Linked DNA regions of Homo sapiens: region 1 is linked to region 2. A link is a loop called in an ENCODE intact Hi-C map of the cell type or tissue named here. Cell type or tissue: ascending aorta. All regions are shown on one strand.

Evidence for each region. A loop is a pair of places that touch in the nucleus more often than their neighbours do. Peaks named below come from ENCODE experiments on the same cell type or tissue, not always from the same donor. Only the 100,000 strongest peaks of a DNase experiment are listed, where the experiment ranks them.
Region 1: a loop joins it to region 2, with 5 times the contacts of the local background. A loop is called at or near these places in 13 of 110 quality-filtered maps.

What each region holds. Positions count from the first base shown.
Region 1 is chr17:19,504,070-19,512,069 of GRCh38, forward strand. It overlaps TRW-CCA2-1 (tRNA-Trp (anticodon CCA) 2-1), which reads left to right and starts at 4,112; the gene lies at 4,112-4,183. RefSeq lists enhancers at 1,411-2,010, 6,199-6,820 and silencers at 3,225-3,394, 3,465-3,524, 3,635-3,684, 3,765-3,844. In ascending aorta, no CTCF peak of the experiment used is centred here; DNase peaks (open chromatin) are centred at 2,606, 3,332, 4,002 and 4,462; H3K4me3 peaks cover 2,189 bases; H3K27ac peaks cover 4,524 bases.
Region 2 is chr17:19,443,757-19,451,756 of GRCh38, forward strand. The region is part of intron 2 of LOC105371574 (a long non-coding RNA gene); the gene reads right to left. It also overlaps the pseudogene RPS2P46. Among named protein-coding and RNA genes, the nearest start is that of LINC02094, 29 kb to the left of the region's middle. In ascending aorta, a CTCF peak has its summit at 3,521 (motif pointing left); DNase peaks (open chromatin) are centred at 3,505, 4,725 and 5,105; H3K27ac peaks cover 3,368 bases.

The sequences.
Region 1 (8,000 bases), 60 kb after region 2:
TAGAACACAAGACAGTGCTTGGTTCCATATCCTAGGAAAATAGGGGGCCAGGACATCACAGGTGCAGCCACAGATCTGAGCAGGTGTCCAAACACAGTGGAGGCTGGGTGCAGTGGCTCATGCCTGTAATCCCAGCACTTTGGGAGGCTGAGGCAGGAGGATTACTTGAGGCCAAGAGTTCACGACCAGCCTGGGCGAAATAGTGAGACTCTGTCTCTACAAAAAAGTTAAAACTTAACTTTTAATTAATGATGGGTGTGGTGCTGTGCACCTGTAATCCTAGCTACTCAGGAGGCTGAGGTGGAAGAATCACTTGAGCCTAGGCGTTCAAACTGCAGTGAGCTGTGATCACATCACTGTACTCCAGCCTGAGCAACAAAGACCCTGATTCAAAAATAAATACAAAATTTAAAAAAAAAAGTTTTATTTTTAGACAGGGTCTCGTTCCCAAACTGCTGGGATTATAGGCGTGAGCCACCTGGCCTGGCCAGATCTTTCTTTTCCTTTTTTTCTTTCTTTTCTTTTCTTTCTTCTTCTTCTTCTTTTTTTTTTTTTTTTTTTTGAGATGGAGTTCCGCTCATGTTGCCCATGCTGGAGTGCAATGGCGCAATCTCAGCTCACTGCAATCTCCGCCTCCCGGATTCAAGCGATTCTCCCGCCTCAGCCTCCTGAGTAGCTGGGATTACAGGCACCGCCACAACGCCAGGCTAATTTTTTTGTATTTTTAGTAGAGATGGGGTTTCACTATGTTGGCCAGGCTGGTCTTCAACTTCTGACCTCAGGTGATCCACCCGCCTAGGCCTCCCAAAGTGCTGGGATTACAGGTGTGAGCCACCGCACCAGCCAGATCTTTTCTTTTCTAAAAGGCATAAAGCCCTGTGGGTGTTGTGAAGGGGTGGGTTGCCCCTCCACACCTGCGGGTGTTTCTCATTAGGTGGAACGAGAGACTTGGAAAAGAAAAAGACACAGAGACAAAGTATAGAGAAAGAAATAAGGGGGCCCAGGGGACCAGCGTTCAGCATATGGAGGATCCCGCCAGCCTCTGAGTTCCCTTAGTATTTATTGATCATTCTTGAGTGCTTCTTCGAGAGGGGGATGTGTCAGGGTCACAAGACATAGGGGGGAGAGGGTCAGCAGACAAACACATGAACAAAGGTCTTTGCATCATAGACAAGGTAAAGAATCAAGTGCTGTGCTTTTAGATATGCATACACATAAACATCTCAATGCTTTACAAAGCATTATTGCTGCCCACATGTCCCACCTCCAGCCCTAAGGCGGTTTTTCCCTATCGCAGTAGATGTAACGTACAATCGGGTTTTATACCGAGACATTCCATTGCCCAGGGACGGGCAGGAGACAGATGCCTTCCTCTTGTCTCAACTGCAAGAGGCATGCCTTCCTCTTATACTAAACCTCAGCACAGACCCTTTACGGGTGTCGGGCTGGGGGACGGTCAGGTCTTTCCCTTCCCACGAGGCCATATTTCAGACTATCACATGGGGAGAAACCTTGGACAATACCTGGCTTTCCTAGGCAGAGGTCCCTGCGGCCTTCTGCAGTGTTTGTGTCCCTGGGTACTTGAGATTAGGGAGTGGTGATGACTCTTAAGGAGCGTGCTGCCTTCAAGCATCTGTTTAACAAAGCACATCTTGCACCGCCCTTAATCCATTTAACCCTGAGTTTGACACAGCATATGTTCCAGAGAGCACGGGGTTGGGGGTAAGGTCATAGATTAACAGAATCTCAAGGCAGAAGAATTTTTCTTAGTACAGAACAAAATGGAGTCTCCTATGTCTACTTCTTTCTACACAGACACAGTAACAATCTGATCTCTCTTGCTTTTCCCCACAGTGTTGTATTTATTGAATTAAGATTGATGCTTCATGTTCTTCAACAGACCAGGAGAGTTTATCTTTCTTATTTAATAAGGTTTTTTGTTTTGTTTTGAGACGGGGTCTCGCTCTGTCCCAGACTGGAATGTAGTGGTGCAATCATGGCTCACTGCAACCTCGACCTCCTGGATTCAAGCAATCCTCCCTCCTGGTCCCTCCAATGTGCTGGAACTACAGACATGAGCCACCACGCTCGGCCTATTTACTAGCCTTTTTACTGAAAAATTTATTCACTCACTTATTGGCCAGGCGCAGTACCTCACACCTGTAATCCCAGCACTTTGGGAGGCCCAGGCAGGAGGATCACTTGAGCCTAGGAATTCCAGACCACCTGGCCAACATGGTGAAATCCCTTCTCTACTGAAAATACAAAAATTAGCCATGGATGGTGGCACACACCTGTAATCCCAGCTAAGTGGGGGCCTGAGGCAAGAGGATCGCTTGAGCCTGGGAGGCAGATGTTGCAATGAGGCCAGATCACACCACTGCACTCCATCCTGGGTGACAGAGCAAGACTCCATCCAAAAAAAAAAAAAAGCATTCACTCACTGTTTTATTTTTCTTATTTAATAGGAAGAAGAAAGTACTGTTCAAATCAGGGACTTGACTCCCACAAGACTCCCACAAGAGCCCGGAGTCTTAAGTGGACAATGAGCCGTTTAAAACCATGCACAGGCCAGTCGCGGTGGCTTAGCCCGTAATCCCAGCACTCTGGGAGGCCAAGGAGGGCAGGTCACTTGAGGTCAGAAGTTCGAGACCAGCCTGGCCAGCATGGTGAAACCCCATTTCTAGTAAAAATACAAAAATTAGCCGGATGTAGTGGTACGCATTTGTAATCCCAGCTACTTGGGAGGCTAAGGCAGGAGAATCGCTTGAAACCGGGAAGCGGAGGTTGCAGTGAGCCGAGATCGCGCCACTGCACTCCAGCCTGGGCAACACAGCAAGACCCTGTCTAAAAAAAAAAAAAAAGCCAGGCTAAGTGTCTCAAGCCTGTAATTCCAGCACTTTGGGAGGCCTAGGCGGGCGGATCACCTGAGGTCAGTAGTTCAATATCAGCCTGGCCAACATGGAGAAACCCTGTCTCTACTAAAAATGCAAAAAAAATTAGCCAGGCGTGGTGGCGGGCGTCAGTAATCCCAGCTACTCGGGAGGCTAGGGAGGCTGAGGCAGGAGAATCGCTTGAGCCCGGGAGGCGGAGGTTGCAGTGAGCCGAGATTGCGCCACTGCACTCCAGCCTGGGCAACAGAGCGAGACTCTGTCTCAAAAATTAAAAGAAATGTGGCATTTTCCAAGTCTTTTTGGCAAGGTGCTTCCTGGCCGTGGGCGTCGCCCTCCGCACCCCCGCGCTTGTCCCCTGAGAGGAGAGGAGAAAGGAGCAGCCCCGAGCCCCGAGCCCCGCGCCCCCGCGTCCCCCGCGCCGCCATCCGCTCTCGGCCGCCACGCCGGGTTCCTGCCGCCTCCCGACGACAACGTCGCCGCTTCACAGGAGGCAGGGCACCCGGCGAGCGGCGACCGCGAACGCCTCTGACGGCCGCCCAGCCGCCCCCAGCCAGGCCCCGTCGTCCCCAGCCCCGCCCGGAGTCAACCCACCTCCCTCCTCGGCGTTCCCTCCTCCACCCGCGTCCCCACCCCCGCCCCGACGTCCCCTCGCTCCCTCTCAGAGTCCCTTCTACCCCGGGGTCCCCCTGCCCTCTGGGCTTCCTCTAGTCCCTCGTTCCTCCCCTGGACATCTCCTCACCCCTAACCCCCGGCGTCCTCACCGCTCCTCGGAGTCACCCACCCCCGCGTCCCCTAGTCCGCCCCGGCGTCCCCTTCTCCCCTGCGTCCCCTTCTCCCCTGCGTCCCCTCGCTCCCTCCCAGAATCCCCATGGCCCAGGGATCCCCCCGATCCTGGGCCTCCTCCTGGGCATCTCCTTAATCCCACCCCCCGGTGCCAGTCCCCGCACCCCGGCGTCCCCTCGCCGGGTCACTACGCGACGCGGAGGAGGCGGAGCCCGAGTCTCGGCCGCCGGGTGGCTGCTCCGCTGCGGCGCCGCAGTTCAGGCTGGGATGCTCCAGCGCGTCTGTGTTCCCGCACCGGAGAAACCACACTCGCTAGCGCTCTGAATTGGTGCTGGAATTCAGGAAAGAGGGCGTCTTTCCTCCTTAGCCTCCCAGCCCTAGAACCATACTGCAGAAACGAGGTCTTTAGCGATGCGGAGTCACCACTTTGGTGTGACCTCGTGGCGCAATGGTAGCGCGTCTGACTCCAGATCAGAAGGTTGCGTGTTCAAGTCACGTCGGGGTCAAGGTTGGGTTTTTTTTTTTTTCTTTCTTAATTGTAGAGGATTGGAAAGAGCGGAATAAAAGTCATAAATGAGAAATTAAGCCCCCTGCAAGATATGTTGTCCTTCCAACGCAACGGAAAGCAACTTCTTTTTCCTTTCCCTGGGAATAAAAACGCCGTTCCGTTCCGAGGGAGGGGCAGCACCAACCCTCCGAGCGAACCGCGAGGGAGCCGGAAGCCACCCAGCCGTGTCGCAGGGAGGGCGCCCCGCCCGCCACTCCCACGCCCACTTCTGCCCGCCCCCCACTCACCTGGGCTCTCACCTGGAAGGGGTCCCTCGCTTCCCGGAAGTGGGTTCCCCACCCTAAGGACTGGTGTCTTTTGCATCTCCGTCTTCTCCCTGCCTGCCTTGAACTTCTCTTTTTTTGTCTGCCGCACTTTCAGGGATTCCTAGTCTCAGTGATGATCTCTCTGGTGGTCCTTTCTCTGACACCTGAATTGACACCTCATTCTCAGCAGGTCTATGATTCGGCCACAGCCGTAAGGCCTGGATATTCACTTCAATGTTGTCTAACAGTTGTTACCATGTATGATATCTGGTTGGCGGGTTCATAGGATCTAATGTTACGAAACATGATGTTCAGGTCTGAATTCTCTCCACCTGCGTGGTCCAAAAGCCCCAGGCCAAGAAATTATAGTTTCCCAGGTTAGGATACCCCACAGATGCTGGCAGAAGTTGAGGTAAATTCTCTCTGAGAGAAATACATCCTCACAACAGGCCTTTTAGTTTTCCCACATATAAAGTCCCAGTCGAAATTTACTCATAATACATTTTAAAGGAAAATAAAGTCTGTGAAGCTGATTCTGCTGTCCACTGTTTTTGCAAAAACAGCAGAATCAGATCCACAGATTCCAGTATGGAGATTATCAGATATTGAATACCCAATGGATATGTTTAATCTTTTTCAAAAAATAAAAGAGGAGACCAAAAAGTTAACTAGAGAACGATAAACAATAAAAATATATGTGTAAATAACTAAAAACAAAATTCTAGCAATGGAAGATTTAATACTTGAAGTTAGAAACACAATGGATATATTTAACAGCAGATTAGACTGAGTTGAAAAAAGAATAAAATGGAATATTGTGGTGATTCAAAATATGTGGTCAGTCATGACTAAATATACAAATTGAAAACTGCTCAACCGTATTATAAAAATAGAGGGTCAGGCATGGTAGCTCATGCCTGTAATCCCAGCACTTTGGGAGGCCCAGGAGGGAGGATCTCTTGAGCCCAAGAGTTCAAGACCAGACTGAACAACATGGTGAGACCCCATCTCGGAAGTAGTGGTGCACTGCTGTGGTCCCAGCTACTCAGGAGGCTGTGGCAGGAGGATCACTTGAGCCCAGGAGCTCAGGAGGCTGCAGTGAGCCATGATCACACCACTGCACTCCAGCCTGGGCAATAGAGTGAGACCCTGTCTCAAAAACAAAACAAAACAAAAAGTAGGCTGGACGGATCACCTGTGGTCAGGAGTTCGAGACCAGCCTGACCAACATGGAGAAACCCCATCTCTACTAAAAATACAAAATTAGCCAGGCGTGGTGGCACATGCCTTTAATCCCAGCTACTCAGGAGGCTGGGGCAGAAGAATCGCTTGAACCCAGGAAGCAGATGTTGCGGTGAGCCAAGATCATGCCATTGCACTCCAGCCTGGGAAACAAGAGCGAAACTCTGTCTCAAAAAAAAAAAAAAAAAAAAGTCAAGGAATTATGTTTTGGTATAAAATTCTTTGATTTCTTTTAGGGCCTGCTGTCTGTCACGTTAGTATCTTATTGCTACGAAAAGTCAGTCTTAAGGTCTCTGTTTCTTTCTTTTTCTTTTCTTTTTTTTTTTTTTTTTTTTTTTTTTTTTTTTTGAGACAGAGTTTCCCTCTTGTTGCCCAGGCTGCAGGATCTCTGCAACCTTCGCCTCCTGGGTTCAAGCGACTCTCCTGCCTCAGCCTCCCAAGTAGTTGGGATTACAGGCTTGGTGCACCACTACACCTGGCTAATTTTGTACTTTTAGTAGAGATGAGGTTTCACTATTTTGGTCAGGCTGGTCTCGAATTCCTGACCTCAGATGATCCACTCGCCTCCTAAAGTGCTGGGATTACAGGCATGAGCCACTACGCCAGGCCAAGGTCTCTATTTAAAATTGGTGCTGGTCAACTGTGCCTGAATTCCAAAGGGAGGAAGGTATAAGGAAACACGACCACCCATTCCCACCACGGCCTGAACTCGTATTTCAGGTTTACTTTAGAATTGCGCTTGGCCGAGAGGAGGGGTCCGTTCCGTTGTTTGGGGGGCCTAGGAATTTTTTTTTTTTTTTTTTTTTTTTGAGACGGAGTCTCGCTCAGTGGCCCAGGCTGGGATGCAAGCGATCTCAGCTCACTGCAAGCTCCGCCTCCCGGGTTCACGCCATTTTTCTGCCTCAGCCTCCCTAGTAGCTGGGACTACAGGCGCCCGCCACCACGCCTGGCTAATTTTCTGTATTTTTAGTAGAGACGGGGTTTCACCGTGTTAGCCAGGGTAGTCTCAATCTCCTCACCTCGTGATCCACCCGCCTCGGCCTCCCAAAGTGCTAGGATTACAGCGTGAACCACCGCGCCCGGCCTGGGGAACCTAGGATTTTTAGTTTACACCACATACTGGCATCCTTGGCTCCAGAGGGGAGGAATGAGCTTGGGCTTCAGAACTGAGAATGTTCCTATCAGAATCTGTTCCTTCAATGGGCTAAAGCCTGAGCACATGTCACCAAAGCTGGAGAGCTAAGCGGCACAAGCCGAGATCTGGAACCCACCTTCTGTTCCTCCCACGCGCCATCTGAACTTGATACTCAACATGAGAAATTCCTCAGCGTCAGCCCCACTCCCACCTCAGAGGAGGGGCAGCCTCCCTCAGCGGGGACTTCAGCCCCGGGGACACTGCCTGGCCAGGCCTGGGTGAAGAGTCCTCACGACCTCATTCCCTGGAGCTGCCTGTGGGAGAGAGAACTCTAGAAGCTGAGTGTCAGAAAGAAACCGGGTGATCTCAGCCTAGTTCGTGCTCCAGAGGATACACAAAACTGACAGTGGCTGGGAATAGAGGCAAAAAGTGTTCAGAGCGGACTACAGAACTGGAAGGTCCCATTTGCATAAAACAGACAGAATGCCAGGGACCCACAGACTCCCACTCACACAGGACTAGAAAGGAACACGCCAAAACGTTAGTGATAATGATCTCTGGGTGACAAGATAACAGATTTTTTAAACAATCTTTTTGCCTGTGTTTTATTATTTTGAAGCAACAAACAATAAAGAATAGTAGTAAATGTTCCAGCCTACAGTGAGAGGACCTGGCCAGAAATCCTGACTCCTGCCCTGATTAGTTGTGTGGCCTGGGACAGTTTATTTAACCTCTCAGTCCCCAACTTCTTCATCAGTAAAATGGGAATAATAATTGTCCCCACCTTACAGGGCAAATAAGAGAATTCGGTGAATGGATTAGAGTTCATACTGCATGAGTGAACACAGAGAGCTTCAAACAGTGCCTGGCACATGGCAAACACCATAGACGCTGGCGTTGTGTTCACCATTACTCTGTAAACCAAAAATAAAATTCTGACCAGGTGTGGTGGCTCACAGCTGTAATTCCAACACTTTGGGATACCAAGGCAGGAAGATCGCTGGAGCCCAGGAGTTTGAGACCAGTCTGGGCAACATAGAAAGACCTCATCTCTACAAATAATAATTTAAAAAATTAGCCAGGTGTGGTGGCATGCACCTGTAGTCCCAGCTATACTCAGGAGGCTGAGGTGG
Region 2 (8,000 bases):
ATTTGGAATGGGAGAGAGTATTTAGCCAATGCCTGTACCCCCACTGTATCTTGGAAGTAACTAACTTGTTTTGATTTTACAGGTTCATAGGCAGAAGAACTTGCCTTATCTCAGATAAGACTTTGGATTGTGGACTTTTGAGTTAATGCTGGAATGAGTTAAGACTTTGGGGGACTGTTGGGAAGGCATGATTGTATTTTGAAATATGAGAAGGACATGAGATTTGGGAGGGGCCAGGGACAGAATAATATGGTTTACATTTTTGTCCTTGCCCAAATCTCATGTTGAATTGTAATCCCCAATGTTGGAGGAGGGGCCTGGGGGGAAGTGATTGGGTCATGGGGGCAGACTCCCCCTTGCTGTTCGCGTGATAGTGAGTTCTCATGAGATCTGGTTGTTTCAAAGTGTGTGGCACCTCCTGCTTCGTGCTCTTCCTTCTGCTCCCACCATGTAGGAGTGCCTGCTTTCCCTTCACCTTCTGCCATGATTGTAAGTTTCCTGAGGCCTCCCCAGACATGCTTCCTATACAGTCTGTGGAACTGTGAGTCAATTAAACCACTTTTCTTTTCTTTTTTTTTTTTGAGATGGAGTTTTGCTCTTGTCGCCCAGGCTGGAGTGGACTGGAGCGATCTCAGCTCACTGCAACCTCCGCCTCTGGGTTCAAGTGATTCTCCTGCCTCAGCCTCCCGAGTAGCTGGGATTACAGGCATCTGCCACCATGCCTGGCTAATTTTTGTATTTTTGGTAGAGATGGAGTTTCACCATGTTGGCCAGACTGGTCTCGAACTCCTGACCTCAGGTGATCCACTCACCTCAGCCTCCCAAAGTGTTAGGATCACAGGCGTGAACCACTGCACTTGGCCTAAACTTCTTTTCTTTATAAATTACCCAGTCTTAGGTAGTTCTTTATAGCAATGTGAGAATGAACTAATACAAATACCTACTCTGCTGTTAATTCCATCTAATGTTTCTTTAAAAATATTTTCTATTTATCTCCTCATCTTCTACATTCTTGAGCACGTGAACCATATTTATGATATCTATTTTCTATATCACGTCTGTTAATTGCATCATTTATGTCACTTATGAATCTTATTATATTGATGGATTTTTGTCCTGATTATGTGTGATATTTTCTTGCTTTTACCATGTCTATTAATTTAAAATTTTTTTTTAACTTATGGTAAAACAAATGTAACAGAATTTACCATTTTAACCATTTTTAAGCATACAGTTCAATGGCATTAAGTACATTCACATTATTGTGCCACCATCACAATCATTCATCTCCAGAATTTTTTTCGTCTTACAAAACTGAAACTCTGTACCCATTAAACAGTAACTCCCCATTCATTCCTCCGCCCAGTCCCTTGCAACCACCATGCCACTTTCTGTCTCTCAATTAATTCTGTCAATGTTGCTTCATACATTTGGGTGCTCTGCTGTTAGATGCGTATTTCTCCTTCAGTTTTGAAGGACAGTCTTGCCAGTCATAGTATTCTTGGTTGATAGCTTTTCTTCTCTGAACATGTTGAACATATCATCCCACCCCTTTCTTGCCTATACAATTTCTGTGGAGAAATCTACTTATACTATAATGGGAGCTCCCTTGTACATCATGAGTCACTGCCCTTGCTCTTTTAAAGACAATAGTTTGATTATAACATGTCTCTCTGTATGGGCCTCTTTGAGTTCATCTTACTAATAATCTTACTAATTTACTAATATTTGTTTTGAGATTGTTGAATTTGGATGTCCACTTCCTTTGTCAGATTTGGGACGTTTTCAGCCATTATTTCTTTAAATAAGTTCTCTTTCTTCTCTTTCTGGAATGCCTTTAATGTGTATGTTGATCTGCTTGATGATGTCCCATTAATCTCTTAGGCTATCCTCACTTTTCTTCATTTTTTCTTCTTTTTGCTCCCTGACTCAAAGATTCAAATGACCTGTTGTTTAGTCCACTGTTTTGTTTGATCAGGTCTGCTTTTGAACTCTTTTAGTGAATTTTTCAATTCAGTTGCTATATTCTTCAGCTCAAAAATTTCCGCTTCTTTCTTTTTTTTATCATTCTATCTCTTTGTTGATTTTCTCATCTTGTTGTTGCATTTTTAAAAATTTCATTTAATTATCTGTGTCCTCTTGAAGGTCACTGTGTTTCTTTTTTTTGTTTTGTTTTCACGCTTAATTCACTTTATTTTTCTTGTATAAAAACCCTATGTTGTAGCCACAGCTGGAGCCTGAGTCCGCTGCACGGAGACTCTGGTGTGGGTCTTGACGAGGTGGTCAGTGAATTCCTGATAGGGAGACTTGGTAAATACAGTCTCCTTCCAGAGGTCGGGGGTTAGGTAGCTGTAGGTCTTAGAAATGGCATCAAAGGTGGCCTTGGTGAAGTTGCCCAGGGTGGCAGTGCAGCCCCGGGCTGAGGTGTAGCAGTCATCGATACCAGCCATCATGAGCAGCTTCTTAGGCACAGGTGCGGAGACGATGCCAGTGCCCCTGGGTGCAGGGATGAGGCGTACCAGCACAGAGCCGCAGCAGCCTGTCACCTTGCAAGGGACAGTGTGGGGCTTGCCGATCTTGTTCCCCCAGTAGCCTCTGCGCACGGGGACGATGGAGAGCTTGGCCAGGATGATGGCCCCACGGATGGCGGTGGCCACCTCCTTGGAGCACTTAACACCCAGACCGACGTGGCCGTTGTAGTCCCCGATAGCAACAAATGCCTTGAACCTGGTGCGCTGGCCGGCACGGGTCTGCTTCTGCACTGGCATAATCTTCAAAACCTCATCCTTGAGAGAGGCCCCCAGGAAGAAATCAATGATCTCTGATTCCTTAATTGGGCAGGGAGAAGAGATAGATCTCCTCCAGGGACTTGATCTTCATGTCCTTGACCAAGCGGCCCAACTTGGTGACGGGCATCCACTCCTTATCCTCGGCCTTGCCTCCGCGAGCTCCGCGGCCTTGGCCCCGGCCCCGTCCACGGCCGCGACCCTGGCCCCGGATGCCACTGCCGAAACCTCCGCGGAAGCCACCGCGGTTCCCCATCTCAGGGCCACCAGGGCCTCCGGGCCCCCCCGCTGCACCGGCGTCATCCGCCATTTGGTGTTTTGTCGGAAAAGAAGCCACTGTGTTTCTTTAAGACAATTATTTTGAATTATTAATCCGATAGTTTATAGATCTCCATCTCTTCGGAGGCAGTTTCTAGAGATTTATTTTGTTCCTTTGATTTGGTTATATTTCCCTGCTTTATTGTGTGGCTTGTGATATTTTTTTTGTTGAGTTGTACGCATTTGAAAAAAAATAGCCTTCTCTCTCAGTCTTTATGGATTGGGTTTGTACGGGGGAATTCTGTTCACCAATCAGCCACACCTAGAGATTCTGGGGGCCTCTGAAATCTTTTTAGGAGGACGCAATTCCTCTGAGCTTTGCCTGTAATTTTCCAGTTAGAGAGGTTTGCCAGTTTCTTTTTCAGAAGATCATAATCTTTGGCTCCCTCTGGTGTCTGTCTCTAGAACTGCAGGTTCCCTGGTGCCACAGCAGCAAGCCACTCTCCTCTCCTTTGTTTTCAGAGGCCCCATCCAAAGTATGCTGGTTCCCTGTCAGCTCCCCTAGATCAGATGAGACATTCACCAGTCCTTGGAGCAGCTCTCTGAAAAGCTGGACAGCCAGCCAAACAGCCCACTCTTCTACCTCCCTGCCAAGGGAAGACCTATGAGTTGAGCACCTCCCAGTTACCCTGAGTCATGCCATCCTCTGTGTGCCGCACTTCAGGCCTTCTGGTGGCACAGTAAGCCACCCCATTCTCCCTTGCTTTCAGCATCCTCCAGGCATCCAAACTATTCTGGTTCCATTAGTGCCCTGAGTCAAGTAAGACAGAAACTAGTTTTCTGGGCAGCCTTCTGAGAAGCTGGAACGCTGGGCACTCTTCTCTCCCCTCCCTCTAACCTAAGGGAGAAGCCATGAGAAAAGCCGAGCTGTGCTAGCTTGGGACAGGGACAATTGCAGATAAAGTGAAATGGCTCTTCTTACTGATTTCAATGCACTGTTCTTGGCTTGATCTTGCCTTGGGGTACTGCAACTTCCTCACTGGTTTCTAGAGTTCTCATAAAGGTATTTTGGTCTATATATTGTTGTTAATTTGGTGTCACTGTGAAGGAAACAAGGGTGGGGGCTTCCTATTCTGCCATCTTGCTGATGTCACCCCAATTCCTCTATTCTTTACTCCAAAAGATCATATCAGGTCAAAAGATGTACAGAACTGGGTGTCAAAAAGGTGTTCAACACAAATATATTTAATGAAAGGTTGAACAAGTGAGGCAGAGGTTTAGTGTTACTCTAACAGAATACTGGAGACTGGGTAGTTTATGAAGAAAAGAGGTTTATTTAGCTTGCAATTCTGGTGGCTGGAAAGTTCAAGATTGGGCCTCTGGTGAGGGTCTCAGGCTGCTTCAGCTCAAGGTGGAATGTGAAAGGGGAATCGGCATGTGCAAAGAGATCACACATGCTGAAGAGGAAGCAAAGCAGGGAGGAGGTCCCAGGCTGGTTTGTTTGTTTCTTTGTTTTTTGAGACGTGGTCTTATTCTGTCACCCAGGCTGGACACTGTAACCTTGAACTCCTGGGCTCAAGCTATCTTCCCACGTCAGCCTCTTGAGTAACTAGGCCCATAGGTGCATGCCACCATGGCTGGCTAATTTTTTCCTTTTTGGTAAAGACAGGGATGTTGCAATGTCTGTGTTGCCCAGGCTGGTCTTGAATACTTGGCCTCAAGCAATCCTCCTGTCTTGGCATCAAGCAATCCTCCTGTCTTGGCATCCTAAAGTGTTGGGATTAGAGATGCGAACCATCACACTGGCCCAGGCTCCTTTTAACAACCAGCTCTCTTGTGAACTAATGGGAGGACATTAATTCATTCATGAGGGATCCACCCCCATGACTGAAACCCCTCCCACCAGGGCCTATCTCCCAAAATTGCCGCATTGGGGATCTAAATTTCAATACGAGGTTTGAAGGGGACCTTTTTTCTGATCTGCTGTTGTAAAACCACAGCAGCTGTGGGGACAAGGGTAACTCTATTTCAGATGCTAATCCACCATGTGACTCCTGACTAACCTCGAGTCTGGGAATGCCTCCAAGATGTCTAGTTGATGTATTATTCTTTATGTAGAAATCTCTGTTTACTGTAAGTTTTGCCTTCCCTCCTAATCAACCCTTGATGTTGTTGCACACATCATAGGCCATGACACCCTCAGCATTCTTTCAGCTATCTACACATTCCTTCCGGAGCATGTAGACTTCCCTCCCGATACATAAGCCATGGGTCTCAGGGGTTGCAGTACACAGATCTGCCTGTCTCGTGGCCATAGAAGACTACACTTCTGTGTGTAAGTTCCCTAATAAATCACCCTTTACTGACAAACTGGATTTGTCTGCCTTGTTCTTTGGTTTCTTATCTCCTTCTGTGTTTGTGGGTCACTTTGCATTTACAGGGCTTTTAGGAAAGAACAACAGACCAGACAAAGATTATACCTCCTTGAACTAGTGAGAAAACTAAAGATCAGGAAGGCTATTGGATATACCCAATGTCAAAGTCCTTAATAGCAAAGCAGCAATCAGAGAGCCAGAAAATCTGTAAGCAAGAGATAGATCTGTAGTGGATTGAGTAGTGTTCCTCCAGGTACTGTCTACCAGATCCTCAGAATGTGACTTCGTTTGGAAATGAAACGTCTTTGCAGATGTAACTAAGCTAAGGATCTCAAATGATGTCATACTGGACTTAAGGTGGGCCATAAGTCCCCTAACTGGCATCCTTGTGAAAGAAAGGAGAAGGAGATTTGAGACGAGACACAGAGGGAGATGCCTTGTGAAGATGGAGGCAGAGATTGGAGAGATGTGTCTGCATGACAAGGAACGCCAAATATTGCTGGCACCCACCAGAAACTAGGAGAGAGGCACAGAACAGACCCTCCCTCACAGCCTCTAGAAAAAATACCCCCACCGACACCTTGATCTTGGACTGCAGGCCTCCAGAATTGTGAGAGAATAAGCTTCTGTTTGTTTGAAGCCACACAGTTTGTGGGATTTTGTTACAGCAGCCTTAGGAAGCTTCTGTTGGGTTTAAATTTCAGAGCCATAACTTCTATTCCCAGTGACACCACAGGCCTTGAGAAGGGGATGGAGTCTCAGGCACTCTCACACCATGCTGACTGGACAGCAAATCTGTAAAGTCATTCTGTAGGGCAATCTGACTATATACATCAAATGTACGTTTTATTTTATCAGTAGCAACAATCGTAGGAGCCTCACTCAGATGCAACAGTAAAGGACCAAGGTCTGCAGGAATATTTAAGACACCATATTCTGAACCTAAGACCACTGCCCAGCCTTAGTGGACTTGTGATTTCTCTTCCCCCTAGTTTTACATTTGGGGGGCCTGCTCTGCAACGTGGTCATTCTGAAATCGAGACCAAATCTTGTTCAGATGCGAGAGAAACAAAACAAAACTAGGTTCCACCCTTGGCTAACACTCACCCCACTCACCACAAAGGATGGTAGTGAAACTACAGAAGAAAACAGAGGCCAGGCACGGTGGCTCACGCCTGTAACCCCAGCACTTTGGGGGGCCGAAGTGGGCAGATCACAAGGACAGAGGTTCGAGATTAGTCTGGCCAATATAGTGAAACCCCGTCTCTACTAAAAATACAAAAATTAGCCGGGCATGGTGGCAGGCGTGGGAGGCTGAGGCAGGAGAATCGCTTGAACCTGGGAGGCAGAGGTTGCAGTGAGCCGAGATTGCGCCACTGCACGCGCCACTGCACTCCAGCCTGGGCGACAGAGTGAGACCCCATCTCCAAAAAAAAAAGAAAAAAGAAAAAGAAAACAGATTTGGCTGGGTGAGGTGGCTCACACCTGTAATCCCAGCACTTTGGGAGGCCAAAGCGGGCGGATCACCTAAGGTCAGGAGTTTGAGACCAGCCTGGCCAACATGGTGAAACCCTGTCTCTACTAATAATACAAAAATTAGTCGGGTTTTGTTGGTGCATGCCTGTAATCCCAGCTACTCAGGAGGCTGAGGCAGGAGGATTGCTGGAACCCGGGAGGTAGAGGTTGCAGTGAGCCAAGATCACACCATTGCACTCTAGCCTGGGTGACAGAGCAAAACTCCGTCTCCAAAAAAAAAAAAAAAAGAAAAAAAGAAAACAGATCCAACTGAGAGGGGAATAACAGGCAAATTGGCATCAGAAAAATCAATCCCGTGCTTGTGTGCGGTTATAAATACCTCTGAAAATTGAGGACTTGCCCGTTGTTAGTGGATTGTTTCATCACTGTATTAAACGTAAAGGGGACAAGATAGAAGATGTGGTCTTCTAGGCACTGGCTCCATGGAACACTATCTGGGGGAACTTTCTTTAACACAGATAATGCAAATGCCTATTTTTCTAATAACAATTAATTTAAAAAATTTCTATCTTCAATAGTGAGAAAAACAAACAAATAAAAACAGAACAATAACAACAACAACAAAACAATGAATGAACAGACCGGGTGCAGTAGCTCATGCCTGTAATCCCAGCACTTTGGGAGGCTGAGATGGAAGGATTGCTTGAGCTCAGGAGTATCACGCCCAGCCTGGGCAAGATAATGAGACCCTGTTTCTACTACTACTACTACTACTACTAATAATAATAATAATAAATAGCCAGGAATGGTGATGTACACCTATAGTTCCAGCTACTCAGGAGGCTGAGGCAGGAGGATCACTTATGCCCTGGAGACCAAGGCTGCCATGAGCCATTAACACACCACTGCACTCTAGCCTGGGTGACAGAGAATCTGTCTCAAAAAAATAAGTAAACAAACAATTAATGGACAGATGTTTGGAAGACAAAGTTTACCTCCCAGAATTCTATAGACCTTTCCAGAGATGTGGAATGTTAGCATTTTTATTTATTTTTTATATTTATTTATTTATTTATTTATTTATTTATTTATTTATTTAGAGACG